Regions from separate parts of the Homo sapiens genome. Here region 1 is linked to region 2. Evidence: chromatin loops called from intact Hi-C (ENCODE). Cell type or tissue: endothelial cell of umbilical vein. All regions are shown on one strand. Each heading gives the region's core, and the rest is flanking DNA. Links, peaks and the distances in the headings are about the cores only. Region 1 holds the start of LOC124902857 (a long non-coding RNA gene). Region 2 overlaps ERC1 (ELKS/RAB6-interacting/CAST family member 1).

What was found. Hi-C counts contacts between places; a loop is a spot of excess contacts. Peaks named below come from ENCODE experiments on the same cell type or tissue, not always from the same donor. Only the 100,000 strongest peaks of a DNase experiment are listed, where the experiment ranks them.
Region 1: it touches region 2 in a loop (6-fold over the local background); 2 of 110 quality-filtered maps call a loop at or near these places.

The regions. Positions count from the first base shown.
Region 1 is chr12:1,126,242-1,134,586 of GRCh38, forward strand. The region is part of intron 7 of ERC1 (ELKS/RAB6-interacting/CAST family member 1); the gene reads left to right. It overlaps LOC124902857 (a long non-coding RNA gene), which reads right to left and starts at 3,234. Exons shown (of 3, transcript XR_007063157.1): 1 at 3,139-3,234. In endothelial cell of umbilical vein, for the core only: no CTCF peak of the experiment used is centred there; DNase peaks (open chromatin) are centred at 4,170 and 4,500.
Region 2 is chr12:1,213,467-1,221,811 of GRCh38, forward strand. All of the region lies in intron 12 of ERC1 (ELKS/RAB6-interacting/CAST family member 1), which reads left to right. Among named protein-coding and RNA genes, the nearest start is that of ERC1, 230 kb to the left of the region's middle. In endothelial cell of umbilical vein, for the core only: no CTCF peak of the experiment used is centred there; a DNase peak (open chromatin) is centred at 3,855; H3K27ac peaks cover 1,718 bases.

The sequences.
Region 1 (8,345 bases), core at 56-8,055, 87 kb before region 2:
GAAAATACAGAGTCATAAACCAAACGAAACCAAACAGTGCACCTCAGAACAGTGCGGTAACTAGCACAGGAAGGAGCAGATATGAAAAGAACAGGGAGTGTGAAATCAGAAACATTTATGTGGAGAGATAGTCAGTCATAAACTAGTGCAAAATTAAGCAAGTATGAGAAAACTGACATACCATATGGAGAATAAAGTTGGCCACCTACTTCATGCTAGATGAAACAGTGAACTCTAGATGGATTAAAGACCTCAGTGTTAAAGAGAAACTATAAAGCTAATCAATAAAAATGTTTAGTAGGAATATATTGGGTAAGATAACTTAAATGTCTCCATCAAATTTAAGCATTTCTGTTCAAGAAAGAAAACCATTGGCAAAGCTAACAGATGAGATTGGGAGAAGAGTTTTTTTAGAGCCTCTTAAAATAGTAAGGATTCAGATAAAGAATAAAAAAGAGATGCTTGAGGCTAGGTGTGGTGGCTCACGCCTGTAATCCCAGCCCTTTGGGAGGCTGAAGCGGGCGGATCATGAGGTCAAGAGATCGACACCATTCTGGCCAACATGGTGAAACCCCGTCTCTACTAAAAATAAAAAAATTAGCTGGGCGTGGTGGCACGTGCCTGTAGTCCCAGCTACTCAGGAGGCTGAGGCAGGAGAATTGCTTGAACCCAGGAGGCGGAGGTTGCAGTGAGCTGAGATCATGCCACTGCACTCCAGCCTGGCGACAGAGTGAGATTCTGTCTCAAAAAAAAAAAAAAAAAAAAAAAAAAACCTCAAAAATCAATAGAGACTATAGGGAGAGGGAAGGATTTGAATAGACAATTAACAGATAAAGAAACCTAAGTGGTTAACAACTATGCCATGATATCATCAATCTTACTAGTAAATAAAGAAATGCAAATTTCAAAGATGATGAAATACTATATTTTGTTCATCAAATTGATAAAAATTAGAATGTGAGATAACATTCAGTGCTTGTGAGGATTTGGGCAAACAGTAACACAAATGACGTAGGTGGTTTCAGTAATCCCATTCCTTGGTATATTTCCCAGAAAAACTTTCCTGCTGGTCCACAAAAGGACATGTATAAGGATGTTCACCACAGTATTATTTGTGGGAAGAAGGAATTAAAAGCAGCATAAGTGTTTATTACTAGGGGGTTGGATAAATAAAGTATTGTGGATATGTACCATGGAATACTGTACAAAAGTCAAAAGCAGTGATGCAGAAGCAGGGATAGATATAAGTACTATCTATGTTTACTTTTTTTTTTTTTTGAGACGGAGTTTTACTCTTGTTGCCCAGGCTTGAGTGCGATGGCGCAGTCTCGGCTCACTTTACAGTACTTGTTACAAGTAGTGTGTTGTTTAAAAAACAGCATCCATCCCGTTTTTTAAAAGTAAAAAACAGGTTGAGGTATGTAACATTAATATAAATTGAAAACATGTATGAATATAAAAATCACCCTCTGTGTTTCTAAGATACATATTCAGGAACATATTAAAACATATTAGAATAGCTGCATATTGAAGGAGGGATGGGTATTGGACATAAATGGAAAAAGAGGAAAACAAAACAAGAGTAGAACTTCACATGAATCAACGATAACACTTGGACAGCGGATAGACCTTGGTCCTAAGTGAGATAGGGATCTGAAGCCAAGACCTCCGCATAAATCTAGTACTATCCTGAGAAAGGTCGGACGAGAAAAAAATTCCTCCTACCAGTATTAATGGCAATATGAGAGACTGACTTATTCTCCTTGGCTTTGATTTTGTGGAGAAAGGTCTCTCATCATGCAGGTTTGAGTTTGAATAGACATAACTGCTCTGAAGGGACATTCTCTCAACCTAGTACGTGTAGATTCCCACAGGTAAAAGCATTGCTTAGAATGAATTTACAATTCCACATTAGTTAATCACTTGTGGATTGTAATCTCCCCTGAACCAATAATGGGAGTAAGAACAAATGGAGTGATCAGACCCTTAGGAACGCTGGATAATAGAACGAGAGTATAAACTAAATGATTAAAGGACGGACTGAGAGGCATGGGCACACTCTCCAGAATGGATGATCAGATATGACTTGTTAGGATGTTGTTTCATGACTATTGAGAGCAAAAGCTGAAGTAGCACTAGGTTTTTAATTTTTATTTTCTTAATTTTTAATTTTTATAGAGACAGAACCTCCTTATGTTGCCCATGCTGGTCTTCAGCTCCTGGACTCAAGTGATCCTCCCAACTCAGCCTCTCGTAGTGTTAGGATTACAGGCGTGAGGCACCGTGCCCAGCTAGCACTAGCTGTTTAGTACAGTGTGTTTGAATCTTGGGTCTGCCACTTGCTGTATGAGTGTATACTTTTTTGCCTCAGTTTTCTCATCTGTGAGAAGAATAATAGCCTTACCCCATAATGTTGTGAGAATTAAATGTTAATTATCTATGTAGTAACACTCAGTAAATATTAGCTATTATAATTAATAAATGCATAAAGAAATGATTTAAAACGCGAGGAAAAAAACAAAGGTACTGTAAATAAAACCAACCGGGTTATAAAAGATCAAAACAGGATTTTAGACATGAAATATATAGTAACTAAAATGGAAAACTCAGTATATTAGTGTAGTTGCAGATTATAGAGAGCTGCAGGAACAGTTAGTGAATTGGAACATAGATCTGATGAGCTATTACCCAGCAAGCAATAGGAAAGATAGGAAGATAGAAATTATTAAAAAGAACTCTATGTAAATTGAGCCCAACTTATATGTAGGAGTTTCAGGAGTGGATAAAGAGAATGGGAGGCAATCTTAAGAGAGAATTGCTGAGAATTTTTCTGATTTTGATGATAGGAATGGATTCTTCAATTCAGGAACAAATTATTCTTGAGCAGGAAAATATCTACACCTACATACAGCATAGTGGAACCATAGATAAACTAATCTTAAATACTGCCAGGTAGACTGGGCATGATGGCTCACGCCTGTAATCCTAGTGGAGGTCAAGGTAGGAGGATCACTTGAGACCAGGAGTTTGAGACCAGCCGGGGCAACAGTGAGACTGCGTCTCCACAAACAACAACAACAACAAAACTAACAACAACAACAAAAAACTAACCAGGCAACAACAAGAAAAAAAACTTACCAGGTGTGGTGTGTACATGTAGTCCTGGCTACTCAGAAGTCGAAGGCGAGAGTATCCCTTGACCTTAGCTAAGGGCTTCAGGGCAGTAGTGAGCTATGATTGTGCCACTGCACTCCAGCTTGGGCAATAGAGCGAGACCCTGTCTCTAAAAAAGAAAACAACCTGCTGGGGAGAAAAAATACATTACGTGTAAAGGATTAACAATTAGGCCAACATCAGACTTTTCAGTTGCCACAACAGTAGTGAGAATATGGTAGCGTAAAATCTTCAAAGTTTAGTGAAAAACATTGGCAACTCAGAATTCTGTACCAAGCTGAACTCTCATCATTCTTCAGTAAAGATAGAAGAAAGACTTTTACTTTCAGATTAATACAAATGAGAGTTTACTACCCAGGATCCCTATGGAAACAACTGTTAAAAGATGTATGTTAGAAAGAAGAAAAGAATGAGATGCAAGAAAAAAAAACAGGAGATGAAAAGGCATTAATGTAACAGGAGAAACTAATCTAATATCAATATAATAGTATGGCATAGACCTTACAGTAATAGTGCCGTTACAGCCAAAACTCGCAAATCAATTGAGGTTTATTCAGTAAAGGTGAGGAATTTCAGAGAAAGATCACAAAAGGAAGAGCTTGTCTGTTGCTTCTCCTTGTTGGTATAATGTTGCTAAATAATACAGCAGGTGGAATTCTGCATCTAGATTGTTTCTATCTTCCCTGTCAAGAGCATAGGAATGAAATAAATGGAATATATATTTCTACAGTGGCAAAATGAAAATGAAGCTCAAGGTGTGTGAAGACAGAAATTGTAAGAAAGCGTAAAGACCTCTGCAATGGCCAGGCAGAGTGACTCATGCCTATAATTCCAGCACTTTGGAAGGCCGAGACAGGAGGATCACTTGAGCCCAGGAGGGTTTTCACATAGAGAAAGCTATAAGGAATTCTCCCTTTCTGTGAGGGTTTTCACATAGAGTTATAAGGCTTTGTTGATCTTAGTTCTGATACCAGAACGAGGAAGTGTTATGTTATGTGTTGGCTTAAGGGGTCAAAGTAGGTTGGCTGACTGCCATGCTTTATCAGGTTTGCAGAGGCCAAGAGTTCCTTGGGGCTGCATACCTGAATAGCACTTATTGCAGTATACTTTGTGTAGCCAATACTGTGTCTTCTTTGTCTGCTATGAGTTTTCAAGGGAAAATGAGTGAAGGTATCAACATTAATTTTTCAGAATATAAATTTGCGAAACGTATAGTCTTTTTTTTTTTTTAAACTATGTACTGTGGAATGACTCATTTCTACCTTGACTATTTTGATATCTGAGCTTTTCATCTTTTTGTCAAGTATGGGGTATCAAACAGAGCACAATTGCAGTTTGTTGAAACAGTACTCTAAAACAGTTTACTTCCGTGTGGTCTGTAATGCTGTCAGTCCCATGGCTCAGTGCCCTTCACGTAGCATTCAGCCTCCCATCTAGGTGGGAACAATGGGAAATGCAGTCATAGGATATATCATTTAGAGTGGACTTGAGCAAGTTACTTAATTAGTTTGGGCCTTGATTTTTCTCAGCTTTAAAGTTGGGAGTTTAAATTCAGTTATTTAACTGTTAAAAAAATTTATGAAGTACTGTGGAATACAGGAAAATTGTAGAAAATATAATAGATACCAGTCAGATTTAACATACATTAAAATAAAGAATTCTTAAAAATGTCTCATTCTAAACTAATCAATGGAAGATGTGGTTTAAATAAAAGTTATTAGAATTTTAGGTTTTTAGAACTAGTTGGGGCCAGGAATAAAGATTTGGAAGCTGTGGAGGTGGTGGTGAAAGCCTTAGAATTGGATTAGTTTCTCCAGAGGAGGTTCCATGCAGTGAGATGTGAGGAGGAGGAAATGACAGAGGATGGAGAACACTGAAAAGGTGTGATCACAGAGTTAGAAAGGAAAAGTGTCATGTTGGCAAAGCCAAGAGGGGAATGATAGGAAACAAGCCACATATCCATGCAACTAATTATTACTACTAATTTGCCTTTAGATAGATCTGTTTATTGATTTAAAACAAAGGAAAGTTAAGGTACGTTGAGAGAATTGGTTTTTTTTAATTGAGGCAGAGTCTCTCTCTGTCACCCAGGCTGGAGTGCAGTGGCACAATCTTGGCACACTGCAAGCTCCACCTCCCGGGTTCGCACCATTCTCCTGCCTTAGCCTCCCGAGTAGCTGGGATTACAGGTGCCCACCACCACACCCAGCTAATTTTTTTGTATTTTTTTTAGTAGAGATGGGGTTTCACCCTGTTAGCCAGGATGGTCTCGATCTCCTGACCTTGTGATCCGCCCCCTTGGCCTCCCAAAGTGCTGGGATTACAGGTGTGAGCCACCGCGCCCAGCCAGAATTAATTGTTTTTTGATCAGAAGTGAGAGGCCAAAACAGTAGGGTAGCCATTTTCTGTTCACTTCCATTGGTAGAGAAAACCTTGTAGACAAAAGCCTTCTGTTTTTATTGAAGTTGGCATGACCTGTTTGCTACAGACAAACTTGGCAAGTTGGGCGAATGCTGTTCCTGCAGCTCTGCTGGTGTGAATAAACAAGGTTTTATTCCTCCTGCCAGGACTGGTGTCAGGGCAATGACTGTGTGTGTCCTGCTGGTCTTTGAGGGGTTTTCCTGAATATGTTTTTTGTGGTTTGTAAAATATGGACCTCACGCAAAATTATACTACAAATTTAGTTCACTCCAAACCAAAAGATCAGTGTAGAATTCAGAGCAATTAATCTGGTAGTAGCAAAGTGGTTTTTGTGGTGGTTTTTATCTCAAATCTCCAGACTAGCATATTTGAATTCTGTACTGCACAAAAAAGCAGACTAAGACAAAGTGTACACAGGTGATGTGAATTGAATACTTAGTCAATAAAAGATCATTTAATAATTAGGGGTATGGACGGGCAGTTTCTGTTCCTAATATTTATTATATGAAATATTTTTTGTATCAAAGCCTGTGTTTCCAGCCACACTTATACTAAAGGTTTGTATGTTTATAACAAGAGTTCTTATTCTTTCCCTTTTCAGTCACCTTTTTCGGTCACCAATTCATACTTGACACTCTCTCAGTGCCGTGCGGGTATTTATGTCCGGTCAGCATTGACATGTTTCCAGGTCACTTAACTGAATCATGGATCCAATATAAAGTGCAGCTTGGGCATCTGGGTGCCTTTCATAAAGAGGCAGCAATGTGGGGTCTCACAAATGTTGTCCTGTGTGATGGTGGTGCCATCAGAATGAAAAACACTTAGAAGTGATGAGGGATGTGTTCCTACATACAGATCCATGTCCCGCAGATGGAAAGGCTTTTTTCTGAAATTAATGCTTAGAAGAACTGAGAGACAAGAAAATTAGGCAGTTGAGACTTCAGGTTTGAATGCCTAAGCTTTTTGCCTTTGTAGTAAGAATTTGTGTATTTAGGACATACAGGATAAAATAATGTGGGTTTTTTTTTTTTTAATTGAGACGGAGTTTCGCTCTTGTCACCCAGGCTGGAGTGCAGTGGCACAATCTTGGCTCACTGCAACCTCCGCCTCCTAGGTTCAAGTGATTCTCCTGCTTCAGCCTCCCGAGTAGCTGGGATTACAGGCATGCACCACCACGCCTGACTAATTTTTCTGTATTTTTAGTAGAGACGGGATTTCACATTGTTGGCCAGGCTGGTCTTGAACTCCTCACCTCAAGTGATCCACCCACCTCGGCCTCCCAAAGTGCTGGGATTACAGGTGTGAGCCACCACACCTGGCCGGTTTTTTTTTGTTTGTTTGTTTTTAATGAGGTGCTTTGTTTTTTGCTTTTGGTTAGAGGTAGTGGTAGATTAATATATAGTATACAAAATACAGATTAGCATGTAGTAATTAGATGCAAATGATTATGTGATTTATTTATTTTTCAAATTTCTGACATGTATACTTTTCTAAGGCTTTGACCTCCTTAACTGTGTAGAAGGGTCACCAGATTCAGTAAGCACCTTCGCCATGACTGATGCCTTGTAATGGGTTCAGCTAATAGGAACCAAACCTGACACTGTCAAATAGGATTAGTAGCAACACTGGCTGGCTTGAGCTGTGCCTGAATGCCAGTGGATAAGGGTCAGTGGGTTCTTTGGCATCTTGAGCAGCCTGGTTGTTGAATTTCATATTCCACTAAGGTCTTTACTCTGTGGTTGCAATCCTTTTCTTTTAACTGAATCAATATTCAGTCTGTTCTGACACTTCCCTTTTGGACCTTTTTTTGTTTGCATGGCGGAGTGTTGTGATTTTTACTCTCTTGGCAAATTTCAGGTATATAATACAGCATTATTAATTACACGCTGCTGTATATTAGATCCCCAGAACTTACTCGTTTTATAACTGAGGGTTTGTACCCTTTGATCAGCATCTCCCCATGCCTCTCCCTGTTCCTATCCCCAGCCCCTGGTAACCACCATTCTCTTCTCTGTTTCTTTGAGTTCAACTTTATTCAGATTCCATATGTAAGTGAGATCATACCGTAATCTGTGTTATTTCTGATCTCAGTTTTCACTGAATGCTTTTTGTCCTTGTATTATGAGTTGTGTTTTTCTGCTTCTTTGCTTGTCTGGTGAGTTTGGGTTGGATGCCAAGCATTGTGAGTTTTACCTTGTTGGGTGCTAGGCATTTTGTATTCCTGTAAATATTACTGAACTTTGTTTTGTGATGCTGGTAAAATACTTGGAAATAGTTTCATTCTTTTGGGTCTTTCATTTAAGCTTTGTTAGATGGTACCAAAATTGCATTTATTCTAAAGCTAGTCTCCTCGTGCACCCCCTCCCCCTTGATTATATTAAAGAGATTTGCAAAAATTTAAAACAATTATATTCTTCTTACTATTTTAGGGGGAAAATACAGGTTTTTGAAATTAAAATGTTACTTTGATTAACATAATGGGTTTATTGTTATTTAAAAGCTGTTCTAATTTTTTTTTTTTTTTTAAAGATACAGTGTCTTGCTTTGCTACCAAGGCTGGAGTACAGTGGTGTGATCATAGCTCACTGCAGCCTTGAACTCCTGGGCTCAAGCGATCTTCCTGCTTCAGCCCCCTGAGTAGCTAGAACTATAGGTGTGTGCCACCACACTTGGCTAATTAAAAAAAATTTTTTTTTGTAGAGATAGTGTCTTGCTATGTTGCCCAGGGAGGTCTTGAACTTTTGGCCTCA
Region 2 (8,345 bases), core at 273-8,272:
TGGCTCATGCCTGTAATGCCAGCACTTTGGGAGGTCGAGGTGGGCGGATCACTCAAGCTTAGGAGTTTGAGACTAGCAGGGCCAACATGGTGAAACCCCATCTCTACTAAAAATACAGAAACTGCCTGGTTGTGGTGGTGGGCACCTGTGGTCTTAGCTACTTGGGAGGCTGAGGCAGGAGAATCTCATGAACCCAGGAGGCAGAGGTTGCAGTGAGCCGAGATCACTGCCACTGCACTCCACCCTAGGCGACATAGCAAGACTCCATCTCAAAAAAAAAAAAAAAAAATTGCCACGCATGGTGGTGCATGCCTATAATCCCAGCTACTCGGGAGGCAGAGGCACAAGAGTCACTTGAACCCAGGAGGCGGAGGTTGCAGTGAGCCGAGATCACGCCACTGCACTCAGCCTTGGTGACAGAATGAGACTCTGTCTCCAAAAAAAAAGAAAAAAAATAAGGAAAAGTTGAGTTTTTAAAAAAGGAAATGAATCCATATGAGAATGCCAGGGTACTTACATCATTGGATATGCTGCACTTTTGGAAAGAAAAAAGACACTGAAAGATGAAATTTCCTAAGAACAGAGGAATACATGCTGTTAACCATGGTAATAGAATCCTGGTAAGGTAACAACTCTGTAGAGCAGTGGGTTTCTGCCTTCTGATTTATGTACTATGTACACCATCTTCATTTCATATTTGGTATCAGAGATCTCCCAGGTAAACAGTATTTGCTTATAATTTCTATAGTAGAGAGGTTAAAAGTATCGTAGTTACAGTCAGACAGACCTGAGTTTGAGTACTAGTTCTAGGATGTTTAAAACTGATTTTGGGTAATGATTTAATTTTATTGAAGGTTTGCTCTTTTCATTTTTAGTGTGGAGTTAATAAAACCTCATAAAACATTTTGAATAAGATGATAAATATGCTGTGATAAACATTAAGGTCCTTGGTATATAATAAGTACTTGTAAGGGTTATTATGGTATTATATTTAGCATAGCGCTAGAGTTAGATATAAACATATAACACATAACTTCAATAGTATCCTCCTTCCCTCCACTCCCCGCCTCCCGGCCTCCCCTCAAAGAGTGAAGAAGAAGCATATTCCATGTTTGTTTGGATCTTAATGAAAGGGCAAATTTAGATATTTAAATTTATATATTAACATATAAAACATAAATATGCGTGTGTGTATACATACACACACACACACACACACACACACACACACACACATATGTTTGGGGTGAGGAGAAAAAGGATATGTTAGTAACCTCTTGCAGTGTGCCAAATCTTACGCTAAGCATTTTCCATGCATTATTTTATTTACTTCTCACAGTTCTATAAGAGATGGGCATTATTCCCATGTCATAAATAAAAAAGATAAGAACACTCTGAAGCTTAGAGAGGCTAAAGATCATATAGATAATGAATAGTGAACCAGCATTTAACCTAGAGCTCTTTAGCCCTTAAAACTTTTGCTTTTAACCACTCTACCATTTGTATTCCTGTTAGGAGTCTCCTCACATCCCTTGGGAGACCTTGAACATATTCTGAGATTTACAAGTTACCATGTTAATTTTATGATTTTGTATTTTCATTTCAATGACAATAAAAAAGTTTATATACATATTCTGGATCACCTGGGTGACTGTCTTACAATGAAATACCCTATGTAGTTTCATTTATATTTATGGATATCATCTCATTGTCTTCAGGTATTACTGTTATAATTGTCATGGGCCAATGAGAAAAGAACAGTGGTGGGCCTAATCCATACTGTTGCTTTTTATCCAAGCAGAGTTCAAATGATGTCATAATGTACTATAAGCAGCAAACTTTTTTTAAAAAGTAATTTGACAAAATTTCTGAGACAGTTGGATCATCTTACAGCTCAAAACAAAACAACTTGGACAATAGTAATAAGTACCATGAGTGCACTGTGAGCAGCAATTTAACAGCATATTCAATTAATACTGGTACTTTGCACTATGTCTTTTGGTTTGAATTGCATTCAATTTGGGAACTCTAGATCTAATATTTGCATTTTTTACAGTATTACAATTTATCAGTGGATCTAGAAAATATTTTCTTTTATAATTATACTATATTATACTATCATCTAGATACAGACCCTTTAGCTCATGGAGATGAAGGAATCAGTTCTGTTTAGGGGAGTGCTGGAAAGCTTTGCCAAGATACTGCCATTTAAGCTTCTTCTTGCAGAATGAGTGCATGTATGCTCTTATGCTCGGCAAAGACAGGGTAAGGGAAAGGGCAGGGACATGAAGACATCTGAAAAGGCAAAAAAACAAAAGAATCTTTTCCTCATGCTTACTGCATGAGGGAATATTAAAAATATAGGTTATTGTTAAAGACCTTTAGTGCTAATTAAGGGAATATGGATTTTATTACGTAATTAGTGTGAATCCAAAAAAAGCAAAAAGTGTGGGAATATAAACAACTTTTATAATTCAATTGTGTGCATATGGAATCTTTGTAAATTAAGTCATGTTTTACATAAAACCAGAATCTTATTGGTTAAAGACTATTTGGAAATGGAATGTAAATGTTTTTGTATGAAAATAAATTGTCCCCAAATTTTCAGATTTACAAGTTACCTTTTTTTTGGTCTCCCCCTCTCCTTCCTTCTTTCCGTTCTTTTCCTCTAGGCGCATCCTTTAATAATGAAATCAGAAACTCGTAACTTTATTCTTCTCTCCCATCTCACTGGGATATTTTAGCGATTAATAGTATTCTACCCATTTGATTTAATGATTTTTATTTTATTTTAACTAACATTTATTGAGAAAACTACATATGAGATTTTCTGATCACTAATATTTATTTGCACAGAAAAAGGTGTTACTATCATTTACTTAATAGATCTGCTTTTATTAATGATTTTATGCCTTGATTTCCCACAGTTAGCCTCCAGCTGTTACTTCTGTATTATGCATGTTAGAGTGAAATGTCCAAATTAAATTAGTTTTTAAGCTGAGCCCTGTGAAATCACCAGGTGGAGAAATACGGATGGCATATTATTCCTGCATATGCATTTTCATATGCTATTGGTGCAGTGTAATTCAACTGTAGCATTCACAACTTTCATCATTGACATAGCCTTGGTGGGGTCGGGGAGGAGGGATGGGGGGTGGGGGGCGGGGGGAGTAAATGGAATGATATGTACAAAAACACTTTTCAGCTGGGAAGAGTGAAACAAGTTAATAGGAAATAAAAGGCCATATTGTCTATTCAGACTAGTACGTTACTTTTCCAGAGTCATGGGGCTAGCAACCACTATATGTCTGACTTCTACCAAGAAGGGTTGAATCCCTGGTTGATCCTGTGAGGCCTGAGGCATATAAACAAGAAACATGAAAGGGAGAGGAAAATTAAATGAAGTGGGAGTGTTGCAGAATAATAATACAATTAAGGGAGAAAATAATAGAGGTAGAGGAAGAGGTTATATACACTTATTTCTCTTACTATGAACATTTTACTTAGAAGTGTAAGGTTGTATGTCTTGTTTGATACAGTGATAAAAATTATGATAATGCTTAACAGAAATGGGTGCTTTGCTCCATAAAAGTGCTCCGTGCTTTCCTCTGTCATTATGAATTAATCAGCAAGAAATCCAGAAGTGAACAACATAAAAGTATTCCCTCTCCTCCTTTTTTTAAACAGTGAAAAAAGTTGACAATATATTTATTCTGTCATAGATCCAAAAAGCCAAGCCTGCGTTTTAAGGCAGGGTTTTCTTTGGTTTTCTATTTCTCAGCCACACCTTCAGATTTCTTGGCACAGTACAGTCATAGCATTGTGTCATATCCTTGGTCTGTTTTATCAGACTTTATAAATTGATTCTGACTGTACCAGCAGTACTAGATTCTTATCTTTACACAGTTTGGGAAATGGACAATGACTCTTTTGGAAAAACAGCTCTATAAATTGTGCTGTGGTATGTGAGAATGGGTTCTCTGCTTTGCTTTTCCTCTAGCCTGCTGCCATTCCTAGACAGTGTCATTTCTCTGATTTAGGGCATTGTGTAGCTGTTCTGGGTAGAGTAAACCTGCCTCTAAATGTGGAACAGATTGTTACCCGTCAGAATTCTCCACCTTGGAATGGTGACACTGAAAGATACAATTCAGCTCTGGCCAACACCTCCTGTCTTCCCAGTTCACTTACTCTCGTCTCCACTCCAATTATTGCATCTAATTAGGACCTTGAAACAACAACCTACTACTTTTTTTTGTTTGTTTTGAACCTCGTATGGCCTCACACTTCCTTCCTTACCCGGGTCAGATTTCATGGTCCAGCAGTATAATTACTCCCTTCTAAATCCCCTTGACTTACTTGCTTTTCTCTTTTGTCACACTTGCTTGCAAAACCTCAATCCTGATTTAAAGCAAGTGTCTTCCTACACTGCCTCTGCCCTGAGCAGCTTTATGTTACCGGGCAAGAAGAGTCACAAAGCTTTGCAGACTGGTCTCACATTGAATTTATGGCCACAGATCTCAAATTGCTCCTAATTCTGCAGGCAGTCCTAATTAAGAGGACTATTAGATTTGATTTCCCATCCTCAGAGGTGACTGTATCATTCTGTTCTCTTATCAAATCTGCAAATCCTTCGCCTCCACTCAAAGTTTCTGGCTTCACTTGATATTTCTTTGAGAAAATTAAAATAATTGGATGCTACCCAGTTTGTCTCCTCATCAAATCTACCAGCCTACTTGCATCTATACCTGGAGCCTTTGCCTGAATAGTGCCACTATTCCTGAATTCACCTCTGCTGCCTTTTCTGTTAATCCTATCCCAGTTGCCCAACCTAAAGATGCTTCTCCCTCATTATCCTTCTCCCTCCTTTCAAATTTTTGCTTTCTCCTTGTTCACAAGTGTACTAACCTGCCTTTAGAGTTCCACTTAATGTCTTAAAAAAAATCGTTCTCTTGATGTGATGTCTTATTCTAGTTGCCACCCTGTTTCTCTCTTCCCTTCTCAGCAAATCTTATTTAAAAAATTGACTGTAGTTGCTATCTGCCTTTCCTTACCTTTCTTCAAGTTTGTTTAATCAGGCTCCTATTTTTAGTAGTCTTACGAAACTGCTCTTGTCAAGTTATCATAAATATCCATGTTACCAAATACAGAAATCACTTCCATGGCCCCATCTTAACTTTACCTTTCAGCATCATTCTACACATTTCCTTCCTTGAAACACTGTTTTCTTCTGGTATCTCTGATACCAGTGTCTCCTTATTTTCTCCCTCTTTCACCTGTCATTCCTTTTGTGGTGTTTCTGATTCTGCCACTTTCCTCTAGACCTCTAAAAGGCTCCACTCTCAGTCCTATTCTCATATATATATATATACACACACACACACACACACACATATATATATATATTCTCAGACTTTTCTTTTTTTTGAGATGGAGTCTCACTCTGTCGCCCAGGCTGGAGGGTAATGGTGCCATCTCAGCTCACTGCAACCTCTGCCTCCCAGGTTCAAGCAATTCTCCTGCCTCAGCCTCCTGAGTAGCTGGGATTACAGGCATGCACCACCACGCCTGGCTAATTTTTATATTTTTAGTGGAGACAGGATTTCACCATATTGGCCAGGCTGGTCTTGAACTACTGACCTCAGGTGATCCACCCGCCTTGGCCTCCCAAAGTGCTGGAATTACAGGCATGAGCCACCATGCCTGGCCTCAGACTTCTTCAAGTCTAAGGCATTCATTATCAAAAACACAGCAATAGCTACCAAATTAATAATATACAAGGTGCTCCAGAATACTCTACTTATTACCTACACAATGTCTTTAGTTAAATATCAAATTTAGTTTTACTCAGAACAGATCTCTTGATCTGGCCCACCTTTTTCAAAACCTCTTCTTCCCCAGTTTCCCACCCTCAATAAATGGTACTACCATTCACTCATTGTGCAGGCAATAAATCACCAAGCAATCCTTGATTTTTCTTACTCCCTACGTTAAATCTATTAGTAAGCCCGATCACACCTCAAAAATGTATCTTTAATTCAATGATTCCATTCGATTCTCTCTATGAACCATTATCCGTTGCTCAAATTACTGCAGCTGTTTTCCAATGGCTATCTGCTTCTATATCACTTCTGTACTAGTCCCATCTCTGTAGCAATCAGACTGAACTCTCTTTTTTTTTTTTTCTTTTTTGAGACAGGGTCTCACTGTTACCCGGGCTAGAGTAGCCTGGCGTAATCTCGGCTCACTGCAACCTCTGCCTCCCAGGCTCAAGCCATCCTCCCACCTCAGCCTCCCAAGTAGCTGGGACTACAGGTGCACACCAACCATGCCTGGCTAATTTTTGTGTTTTTTGTAGAGACAGGGTTTTGCCAAAGAGCAGGGAGTACAGGCATGAGCCACCGCACCTGGCCTGAACTGAACTCTTAGACATTGTCACCCCTTGGGTTAAAACCTTCCTGTGTTCTCCCATCATACACAGTGAAACCCAAGCTCCTTCCACAGCTTAGGCTCTGTATCCTATGGCTTCTTGCCACCCCTGTAACCCCACCACAACCTCCCCTTCCATATACTCCACCTATCAGCTTTTTTGTTGTTGTTAAAACAAGCTAAGCATTTTCTATCCTCAAAGCCTTTGTAGTTATGATTCTCTGTGCCTCTTCTCCTAGATCATTATATGTCTCTTCCCTGACCATTGTAGCTGAAATACACTGTTTGTCACATCCAGTGTCTCCATTACATTGCTTGTTTTAATTTTTTTCTTAGCACATGTCACTGTGCTATGACATACTTTTTTGTTAGTTTATGTTCCCGCCTCCCCCTTTTAAAAATAAGTTCAATATGTTTGTTGAGGGTGGGGACATTGTATTCTTTTTTCTTCCTTAGCTGTATTTAACTCTTGGCAGGCATTCAGTAAATATTTGCTGAATAGATGTGCGAGGGCTGGCTCTTTTCTGAAAAAGTTGACAGTTGAGAATGCATGCTAGTTTTAAATTATGGACAAATATGTGGCTTTACATCAGTTGAGAGAAACTTGAATGTTTATTAGGTTACTGTTATTTTTATTTGTGTTTTTGAGCAATTCTTTTGTACTTTGTGATAACAAGTAATTGCTTCCAAATGAAAAAGACTTTTCCAGTGACCTGCAAAGCTCTTCAGCAGGGATTGGCAAACTACAGCTCATCTGGCACCTATTTTTGTAAAACCTGCAAGCTAAGAATGGGTTTTACATTTTTCAAGGGTAACAAAAAAGAAAAATATATGAGACAGATTTTACATGATTCACAAAATGTGAAATATTTGCTCTCTGATCCTTTACAAGGGAAGTTTGCTAACCCTTGCTGGAGGCGGTGGCCCTCATTACCTGCCTTCCTCATTAGTGGCCTGCTGCATCTGTCTGCTTCACCTGGGCCTCGTGCCCATTCGCATTTGCTGTTTCCTTCGTGAGGAACACTCAGGCTCACTCCCTTACTTCCTTCACATCTTTGCTTAGCTGTTGCCTTTGCAGTGGAGCCTTTCCTGAGCACTTAATTTAAATTCCAATCCCGCCACCCATTCCTACACACCTTATCTCCTTTCTTCTTTTATTTTTCCCATTGGACTTATCACTGTCTGACATACCATGTATTTTTCTTATGTTCTCTTTCTTTCCAGTGGACAGTAAACTCAGTGAGGGCTGAGATTTTTGTCCGTTTTGTTCACGGCCATATTTTCGAAGATAGCACCTGGCCCATAGAAGCTTTTATTAAATATTTGTTGAATTAATGGTCATAGATTAAAGTTATCTTGAGAACCAGCATTAAAAAAAGTCAAAACACTTCAGTAAACATTGATTAATTGCCATAAAACAGTCCTCATCTCAGATCTATGGAGTTGTATAAAATCGGGTCCTTGTCTTCAAAGAAATTAGTGTAGTAGTGAGAATAAGCATAGAAATAAAAGACACTAAATGTAAGATGAGACTAATTATCCTGCAGTTTCCTTGCTGATTAAAAAAATGTTGAATTGATCATTTAAAGTATTTTTGCAGAAGTTAAAAGTGTTTATGTAAAACTCCAAGTAATTAACACTTTTACGTTCTGTATTGATATCTTTTCTCCTTTTCATCATGACTTGTTTTCTTTAGACAGTTAGGAATATGGTTCCGTGAAAATAAAACCCATATTTAAAATGGCTTTTAAATAGTCAAAAGCATTTTAATTAGATAAATAACAAGTGAAACTATTAGCATTTTATTTTTAGTTTTTTGGTTACTCTTTGGGCAGGTATTTTTTAAAGCACAATTAGATATTTAAGTAGTATTATAAAATTTTATGTCTTAATTTTTATGTTAACTGTGAGTGGAGCTC